Linked DNA regions of Homo sapiens: regions 1 and 3 are each linked to region 2. The links are chromatin contacts, found by Hi-C or POLR2A ChIA-PET in ENCODE. All regions are on one chromosome and are shown on one strand. The core of a region is the stretch at or near the end of the contact, and the rest is flanking DNA. Distances in the headings are between cores, read along the strand shown. Region 1 holds the start of CR2 (complement C3d receptor 2). Region 2 holds the start of CD46 (CD46 molecule). Region 3 overlaps LINC02942 (long intergenic non-protein coding RNA 2942).

What was found. Hi-C counts contacts between places; a loop is a spot of excess contacts on that map. ChIA-PET counts read pairs that join two places held with the same protein, here RNA polymerase II (POLR2A). Pooled maps may share reads with other maps.
Region 1: a map of OCI-LY7 shows a loop between it and region 2 (2.0-fold over the local background). The contact joins the promoter of CR2 here to the promoter of CD46 in region 2. A Hi-C loop is called at or near these places in 1 of 168 maps with a recorded cell type or tissue (OCI-LY7) and 3 of 50 pooled maps. POLR2A ChIA-PET finds 5 or more read pairs at or near these places in 2 of 52 experiments (MCF 10A and PC-9).
Region 3: a loop to region 2 is called in a map of endothelial cell of umbilical vein, with 3 times the contacts of the local background. The contact joins the enhancer-like site here to the promoter of CD46 in region 2. A Hi-C loop is called at or near these places in 1 of 168 maps with a recorded cell type or tissue (endothelial cell of umbilical vein).

Annotation. Positions count from the first base shown.
Region 1 is chr1:207,452,845-207,455,978 of GRCh38, forward strand. It overlaps CR2 (complement C3d receptor 2), which reads left to right and starts at 1,484. Exons shown (of 20, transcript NM_001006658.3): 1 at 1,484-1,632. The coding sequence starts at 1,575. RefSeq lists silencers at 1,323-1,552, 1,933-2,042.
Region 2 is chr1:207,750,249-207,753,543 of GRCh38, forward strand. CD46 (CD46 molecule) reads left to right here and starts at 1,806. Exons shown (of 13, transcript NM_172351.3): 1 at 1,806-2,061. The coding sequence starts at 1,965. RefSeq lists silencers at 1,647-1,756, 2,336-2,693 and an enhancer at 1,857-2,066.
Region 3 is chr1:207,280,951-207,284,013 of GRCh38, forward strand. The region is part of intron 2 of LINC02942 (long intergenic non-protein coding RNA 2942); the gene reads left to right. The region is part of intron 1 of LOC107985251 (a long non-coding RNA gene); the gene reads right to left. Among named protein-coding and RNA genes, the nearest start is that of CD55, 39 kb to the right of the region's middle. Within about 2 kb of position 1,286, at least 7 of the 41 ENCODE cell types and tissues checked have a DNase peak (open chromatin) inside an H3K27ac peak, as active enhancers do; they include endothelial cell of umbilical vein, where a contact is called at or near this core.

The DNA.
Region 1 (3,134 bases), core at 234-2,733, 300 kb before region 2:
CCTGTCTCCTGACATTACCATCCACGTATACTGCCCTCCTACACTGAAAAGGGCTGATCTGTACAATCAATTGGATATTCTGGAGTTAACATATTGTGATTTCTGAGGACAGGTCACAAAGGACATTATGGCTTCTTCTTTCTTGTTCTCAGAGACGCTAGCTGGCATGTCACGAGGACACTCAACACACAAGCAGCGAGCCCTATGGCAAAATCCACGTGGTGAAGAATGAAGCTTCCAGCCAAAGGCTGGTAAGTGAGCCATCTTAGATGTGGATTCGCCTATCCCAGTTAACCCTTCAGATGACTGCACCTCCAGCTGGTGTCTTAACTGCAATCTCCTGAGCGATCCCAAGCCAGAACCACCTGACCGACCCACAGAAACTGTGAGATCATAAATGTTTATTCTTGCTTTACACCACTACCTTCAGGGTAATTTGTTATTATAATAGATAACGGACTTAAAAGTCATTCTCCAAAAATAATTGTGGTGTATTCGTCAAAAATGTAAAGGTCATGCAATACCAAAAATGCTGAGGACATTTTTCCAGAATAAAGAACTGGGGGTGGGGGGAAGGCATAATGATCAAACACAATACATGATCCTGAAATGATTCTGGACCAGGAAAAACAAAGGTTGGTTTCTATTGTTGTTATTGTTTTTACCATAACACAGGTTATTGAGATGATTGTCAAAATTTAAATACAGATGGTAGCTTATAGTCTTGTGTCAATGTTAAGTTCTTATTTTTGATCATTGCACTCTAGTTATGGAACAGAAAGTCCTTAGTGAACCATTTAGAATAGGAATAAATGCTAGATGGTTCCAAAGTAATAATTATATAATTATAATTATATAATCACATATATGTACATATATGTCTATAGAGAAAGAATAGAGAATGGTAAAGAAAATACAGCAAAATGTTAACATGCAGAGAATCTGGGTGACAAGTATATGGGAATTCTCTGCAGTACTCTTGAAACTTTTCTGTAGAGATTACTTCAAAATAAAGAACAGAGCAGAAGTGGCTGCTGTTCCTAAATTCCCTAAGTAAACTTACACTGCTTTTTCAAACTGGGAGATGAATCCACTAATAGGTTTTGAAATGAGTTTGGTGGATTTCTAATAAGAATAGGATAGCCTAGCCTAGTCTAGCATAACACAGCATGGCACAGAGGACGAACATTGTAGATTACTAAGGGTGAGTACTAACTTGTGAAAGTTTTGTTTAAGTTCTAGTAAGAGAAACAAGTGAGTGTAGTGGGTTGCGTGGTCAAAAAAGTGGGGAAGCCACCGCAACGAGGGGTGAGTCTGAGCCAAAGAGTGGCTCAGAGCTCCCCGCCCACCTCGTGCCGGGCCGTCCCTCCCGCTTGTCCCACCCTCACCGGCGCCGCGTCAGCCCCCAGGCCGCCTGCAGGTGTGCGCTCAGAACTAGCACGTGTGCCGGACACTATTTAAGGGCCCGCCTCTCCTGGCTCACAGCTGCTTGCTGCTCCAGCCTTGCCCTCCCAGAGCTGCCGGACGCTCGCGGGTCTCGGAACGCATCCCGCCGCGGGGGCTTCGGCCGTGGCATGGGCGCCGCGGGCCTGCTCGGGGTTTTCTTGGCTCTCGTCGCACCGGGGGTCCTCGGTGAGCTGGGAGGGGGAGCACGGAGGTGGGGACGCGTCCCGGGCAGGGAAAGTTTCTGTGCCGCGATGCAAAGCAGGGGGCCAAAAGCGAGACGGTGGGGGCAGTGCTCGACGCGTGTCCGCCTCCCGCTAGCTTTGAGGGACCACTGCAATAAACCGCCTGGTCCTGATTGTCCCCACTGGCCCCTCCGGGAGCTGGGACCTCCAGAATTGGAGGCTGCGCCACAGAGGGGCGCTGTCTGGTCGGCCCGGTGTGGCTGGCGGCGTGCGGGTGCTCGCGGTCTCCTGCCGGGCTCCCCGCCCCCAGGATTCTGCAGGTGCTCATCGCTCTCTGGCCGGCGGTCAGCGCTACCGCTCGCCACGGGAAACCTACCCACTGCATGAGGCACCAGCTAGCCACGTGAGGCTGTTTCTGTACACCCGAACCGCGCTCTTGCCCAGCAAAAGCGGCAGAACCTCGGCTCCCTTCCCTAAATAAGAGTAAGACCTGGTTCCCAAGCATGGGTCTCAGATTTTCTGAACTCTAATGTGATATTGGTAGAGATCCTAAACATTAACCATCCGTAGTTATTTTTGAGACATGGATTAAAACTATTGTTTTCTTCTTGTTATTAACCTACTGTAATGGTGTGGACGTCCGCAAAGGTCTCATTCACCGTTTATTATATCTTTTTTTCCTCCAGATTGGCTTGATTTTAAAGAAAGATTATAATTAAGATTAGCGTCTCTTGGCTACAGGATGGGTCTAAGTTTCTAATTATCTCCACGGTACCGTGCATTCCTAGTTTATAAGACGTTTACTGTGTGCAGACCTCAATAACTGGGTGACTTTTGGCAAGTCATTTAGCTCCCTGATCTTCAGTTTCTTCATCTGTAAAATGAAACTAGTGATTAACTGGCCTTCCACCTCACTGAGCTGCCCTGAGCACAGATGAAACTAAGCAAAGAAAGTTGGATGTTAGTCGTTACTACTAAATATCAGTAATAAGCCTCCTGTACAGACTTGATTTTATGGAGCCAGCATTTAAGCTAACAAGCTGGGTGTCCAATTGTTTCTATGGACATCCAGCTTATTGAGGTGTCTGGAATACAGCACATATTAGTTTATTACAACTTTTTGCTTTCCTGACATTTTACTGTCTCCTGACCCTTAAACCTTTCTCCAGACCATTATCTTCATCTCTTTTCTTTTTCTGCATATTAACTCCCTTTGAACAAATGTATATTCACACTTTTTCTAAGAGCAGAGTACGTCCCTGACTTCTCACCTATTTCTAAATTTCAAAGAGGATATTATCAACTGAAAATCAAATTCTTCACCAGTCCTGCCAATTCAGGGCCACAGCAGCAGCATCATGTAGGTCACTTAACTGGAGCCCCATGAAATACCAGGTCTACCTATCAGCCATTCAAGCTACTGTGCTTCTGTTGTTTGTCCATTTCTCATTTTTGTACCAGTATTCCCATCCTAAGCATTATAATTACCTGTGTAACAACCTCATC
Region 2 (3,295 bases), core at 556-3,055:
CTTAATGTCTTATAATCTCTGCCAAGAATTTAAAAATTTTTGTTGGTCGGACAGGAAGAGGAAATTCCATGGTTTGGTGAACCCAGAAATTGTTCAGTACATCTCGGTTATAAAACTGTGTTAAATACACTTAAACTCTATAATTCTATAAGACCCATTTTAGGTTTATACACTGAGCATCCAGTTCCTCACCGTCCTCTCATAGGTTAACCCTGTGTAATACAAGTTCTGCTCCCATAATTCTATGAACAAAACAGCCCTTGATATATAGGTTTGATTTTTTAAATACATTTTCTTTACTTTATTCTAAATGTAACATAAGGTCAACATAGAAAACTGAAAAGCATAAGGAAAGTGAAATATCTGTAATCTTATCAACCATTGTTAATTTTGCTGTATTCCTAGTTTCTTTTTATACATATCAATATGGTACTTTTGTTTTAATAAAAGGACTGCCAAAAGGCACATGCCAGTTTGGACTCTGCTTTTTCCACTTACAATGATATCATAGTTTCTCATATTTGGTATTCTTTTGCAATATTTGCTGCATAGAATTCCATCACACAAAGGTAACTGCCAGAAATTCTTTATTACTTTTGCTAGACACTTAGGGTTTACATTTTTTCAAAAATTAATCACATCAGAGTTTTGATCACATCAGAGCTTTGATCACAGCTCTGATGATTTCTCTGGGAACTGAGAGCCTAACACAAGTCATGTCCACTTTAAGACTTTTAACATACTGAAAAGTTATGTTACAGAGTGCTGGTCCCCCTGCAACACGTTCACTCACATTGGCTGACGTTTTAATTCTTTGCCAATCTGAGGGGAAGAAATGTCAACTCTTTGTTTGCTCTTTTAATGTCAGTCATGTCCTTTTCCTTTTACCGGTCATTCCGGTTTACTCACAATCCTACAAATCAATCCTGCTCATTCTTAATTTTCCAGTATTGTTCCTCAGATTGTTTCACCAGAAAAGTTCTCCCCCTTATCCACTCTTCACCTAACAATTTCTACCCATCCGAATCCTTCTGCATTTATTGCTTCCAGGAATTTGGCACTTAGGACACCCTTGTCCTTACATTGTTCATGCATGTATATTTCGTCTTCAATAAAAAATTTAGTTGCTCAAGGGCAAGGGCCCCATAGAGTCTCAATATTCTAATTGCCTGGTGTTGCTTAATAAATTAGATTCGGAAGGGTCCCCTCCAGGGAGGGGAGCAAAGGGCAAATTACCTTAGGGGCTGGGAGTGCAGAAGCCAAACCTTTGAGATTGTGAAAACAAGACGGCCCCGAGACGATCCAGTAGCAGGCATTCAAGCAAGAAAAACTCAAATATTGTTCCCAATAATGCCTGACTAATGCCAAATACCAAGTAAGGGCCCAGGCAGTCCTGACAGCCTGCAGTGCCCCAGGATAAAACTAACCCTGAGGGGTGCTAGCCCACGGTGACCCCCTGTCTAGACTCTGGATCTCTATTTTTAGGTCGAAGTGCTTTATTCTTGACTCCCGAATTCCCGGAAACTATTACCAAAGCAGCTTAGTTTTCTCTCCACCCTGCCTGGGTCACAAATATGACGGCGAGCCAGTCCTTTCCCGCAGGACGCCTCAGGCTTCCGGGATGGTAGGCCAAGGGCTTAGCAAGAAAAAAGGCGGCCTCGGGGAACCTGTTCTGTTAGGTTCCGCCAGGGCCTCCCCCTGACCTCTCGAAGGCCAAGGGCTGCCCATGAACGCCGAGGCTCCGCCCCGCGGCCCGCCGATTGGCCCCAGCCGCCCTGGTGACTCGACGCACTTCCGCCCCGGGCGCGGCTCGGGCCACGCCCACCTGTCCTGCAGCACTGGATGCTTTGTGAGTTGGGGATTGTTGCGTCCCATATCTGGACCCAGAAGGGACTTCCCTGCTCGGCTGGCTCTCGGTTTCTCTGCTTTCCTCCGGAGAAATAACAGCGTCTTCCGCGCCGCGCATGGAGCCTCCCGGCCGCCGCGAGTGTCCCTTTCCTTCCTGGCGCTTTCCTGGGTTGCTTCTGGCGGCCATGGTGTTGCTGCTGTACTCCTTCTCCGGTAGGACCCCGGGGCGGGTTCGCGCGTCCGCGGCGAGACTAGAGCTCTCCTCAGTCGGGCAAGAGTCGCGGGGCGGGGCTCACAGCAGGCCGTGCCTGTTTGGGGACAGGGTTCTCTGAGGGGTGCAGTGCTCAGATCCCGGGGGTATGTGGCGGGGAATGCGGGGACCACGCAGAGCCCGAGGTGAAGCTTGTTTGGTGGCGTCGTGTGCGCGGCCAGCATTTACGCAGGATCTGGCTGCGTCCCTAAAAAAAGCGTGAATCGTGTTTTCGGGATTGAGCCAGTCGGCCAGGGGAGCGCGGACTGGGCGCCCTAGGTGAGGGCTTGTTCTGGAGTGCACAGGTGCGTGGGAGTGTTGCTAGGGCCCGTGCTGTGTCCGTGGTGAGAGTTTGCCCTGTGTTCCCTTGGTGCCTTGGTGAGTGGGGTGTTCATTAGGGCTTGGACAGTACCCGCGGTAAGGGTTGCAGTGCGTCTGCTGTGCCCCATGTGCTGGGCTGGGCGAGCAGGGGCCTGGCCAGGTGTTGCTGGGAGCGTGCTGTGCGTAAGTGGCCTGTGTGCAGAGTTCACTGTGGGCAAGACAGCTCAACTGTTTGCTTTGAATGGAGTGAGCGCGGACTCTGGGGCTAGGGAGGGCATGTTGAGTGAGAGCAGGCTCTCGGTGCCTGGGGTTAGAGAGGTGGTAAGGGCGCGCCATGCTTTTTGTGCCTTCTGTGAACAGTCTCCGTGTTACCTGAGCTCCTATTAGTTTGTAAATGGCTGCTTTTTTGGGGGGTGGGTGGGCCATCGAGTCTTCTTCCTGTTCCCAACCAATATAGATAGTATCTGATTCCATTGCCTAATGGCTTTTTGACATTGTTTTCCTTCTTTTCATTACTTTGAGTCATATTTGAGAGATGTGAAACAACCTAAAAAACAATGGTAGCCAAACCTAGTGAGAAATTAGTATCCTAACAAAGGAAGGCAGATAATGTTAATCTTGTTTTCCCCTGCAGCTCATAAGCTAAAGCTTAAGGCCTATCCCACTAAATTTATTTTGTATTTCATTGAATGGAATCAATACTTTTAAAAATGCATGCTAGGCCAGGCGCAGTGGCTCACGCCTGTGATCCCAGCGCTTTGGGAGGCCCAGGCGGGGTGATTGCCTGTGCCCAGGAGTTCAAGATCAACCTGGGCAACATGGCAAAACCTTGTCTCTACAAAAAAATACAAAAATTAGCTGGGCATGGTGGTTTAT
Region 3 (3,063 bases), core at 36-2,535, 470 kb before region 2:
TACTATCCTTATTACCTGAATGGTGAAATAATCTGTACACTAAACCCCTGTGACATGCAATTTACCTATATAACAACCTGTACATGTACTCCTGAAAGTAAAAGTCAAAAAAAAAACCAAAACTGTCTTTCCTACCCTCTTCAATGCCTATTTCCTTGATAGGATGTTAAAACCTGTTGCTGAGATTGCTCATCTGATTTTTGATTTTCATGAAGGTGCTTTCTTGTGTGCATAGTTGTTCAATTTGGTGTTCCTGTGGAGGGGGAAGATCATTGGAGGGTCCTATTCAGCTATCTTGCTGTGCTTCCTCTCAGAACCACTTTCTTGCTTGCTCCTGCCACACCGGCCTTTCCTGTCCTCAAAATTGCCCAGCACTTTCCTGTCTCAGGCACTACGTACATGCTATTGCTCCTGTTTTGTACTCACTTTCTTCTCTCACCTGGTTAATTCCTACCCATCCCTCACACCTTAGCTTCAATGCCACTTCCTCAGAGGGCACTTCCATGATGCCCCTAATCGACAATTGGTTCCTCATTATTCTCTCTTAGTATTCTTCATAGAGCCTCATTTGTAATTTATTTTGTAATTACATATTTATTTGTACATTTGCTTGTTTATATGGCTCTTCTGTTAGACTGTGAATTTCATGAAGGCAGACATCCTGTCTGGTTTCTTTCTGAGCCACATCCCAGCACTTAGCACAATGCATGGTACTTGAAATGAGTGCCTGAGACATATCTGTTCAAAGAATGAATGTATGTGTGGATTATATGAAACGATTGAAAAAAAACCTGGACTCTGTTAAATTACAAATTGTGTAACTATAACGGATTGAGTGAAAAATTATTGACTGAGACATCAGAGATCCTGTTGACAGTCAAGAGTTGGTTCAGTGGTTATGGCAAAATGGCACCAGGTCAGTAAAGAAAGAAGCGAGGGGATGGTTCAATAGGGAGATGTGGGGATGGAGTGCTGGGGCTCTGAGATGAGCAGGGTGAGGGTGCACATGCTGGTAGGAAATGCAGATCTGATGAAGACTGGTGAGGTGAGAAACAGGAATTGGGACAAAAAGCTGTCAAAGAAGTCAACACAGTGGATACAAATAGTCTTGGCACGTAGTGGGGTTCTGTATCCATGAAATGAATAGTAACAGCAGAAATCCAGATAAAGAGGAAAAATGGGAGAGCATTTTGAATGCTCTCTCATTCTATCCCATGGATTCTACTTTGAATCTATGTTTATGAAGTCTGTGGAGTCAGTGAGTCATAAGACCATATCCTGCTTTTCTCAGGCTTCAGAGACCAAACATGAAAAACAACATCTTTCTTTTCAGCCCAGTTGTCACTATTTTTAAAAGAGGAGGAAGTTCTTACTGTAATTCAACAGGTTCTGTTTCCTACTCATTAGTTTTCTAATATTCGTCATGCAGTTAGAATGACTGAATTTATAATGACAAATATGCCTGCCCTCAATAAAAGTCATGAGGATCATGGATTTACATTCTGGAAATAAGTAAATGTAGGGGTCAAGGCTTGGAAAAATTTTGAATAAAAATAAATTGATGGGCTGAAAGGTACAGCAATATAAATTTCTCTTCCACCATAAAACATGTAGGGGTGGAAGGTGGAGATTTTGCAGGAAAGGCAGTGAGGCAAGAAGCATCAAGATAGCTGGGTTTCTGTTTTATCTGTAAAATAAGAGTAAAGGCAAACCTGTCCAACAAGGCCAGGTGTGGGCGTGGACAGGGCAGGGTTGGAGTCACTCAGATTATTTTGAACAGAAAGCAAAGGTGATGGTTTTGATTGGTCTGTTTCCAGTTTTGTTTTTTCAGGTAGTAGGAGTAGATAGCAGACATGAAGGAAACTGAAGGCTTAAGGAACAGGCTGGGAACAAAATTCAGCAGGAGGGCAGGGAAGAAGCAGATAGGGCAATTCCTGTAACTTAAGGGAGTTTGCCCTGAGCAGCATGGAAATGAGGAGTTGATTCATGTAGCCTTGGTTTATTGCAATTAGACACTCCCAAGTTTTAGTAGATATTCAACAGCTAGGCAATAAATGCATTCTAGAACTGTTTCCTTTTCCAGTGAAGAGAAACTACTTTGAATCCATGTTTATGAAGTCTGTGGAGTCAATAGGTCATAAGACCACATCCTGCTTTTCTCAGGCTTTGGAAACCAAATATGAGAAATAACACCTTTCTTTTCAGCCAGTCGTCACTATTTTTAAAAGAGGAGGAAATTCTTACCATAATTCAACAGGTTATTTTCCTTCTCATTAGCTTTCCAATATTCATCATGCAGTTAGAATGACTGAACTTAGAATGACAAATATGCCTGCCCTCAGTCATGACCAAAATATCAAATGCTCTATTTTGGTAATTTGAGCTTGTGCATTGCAAGCCCAGTTTCTCCTGACTCCACAGGTCTTCTCCTTGCAAAGACTTATCCAACCTTAACAGATAAATCCAGGGTTCTGTATAGCCTTGGGCAAGTTGATCTCATAAGAATAGAGACTTTAGTGGCTAAAATCTTATACAAATAAGCAGTAATAGTCATTTTATATAAAAAGTATAGTGGTAAAAAAGTCATCAAGCCTCTTTGCTTCAATAAGCACTCCAATGACGTAAACCCATTGATGAGCTACTGGGAAAGGAAAAACTATGTAGTTCTCAGTGTTAATTTGGGGGAGGGGATGGCTCATCCTGATTTTTACAGGGCAAGGTACAGGTCTTGAACAGCCCCCATCTCCTCACTCACTCTCACTGTATGGACACAGGAATGTTATGTTTATTAATCATTTATGGTATTTTATATTACTGAACCTCTACAGGATGAAGGCATCTTCTGGTGTGTAGGGTTGAGGAAATTTCACCTAAAGATTGGGGCCATTTATGGCATCAATCATTTGGCTAAAATATGTATTTCTGTGGCCAGAACACTGAAGGAAGCCCTGCTTGTGCTGACTGGGGAGGAGAAGAGGAAGGCCCTGATGGTTGTGTGGAAACCAGTCTCTCTTGATCTTCACCACAATGTAGCCAAGATGTCTAGAAGGAGTTTTAGGATGT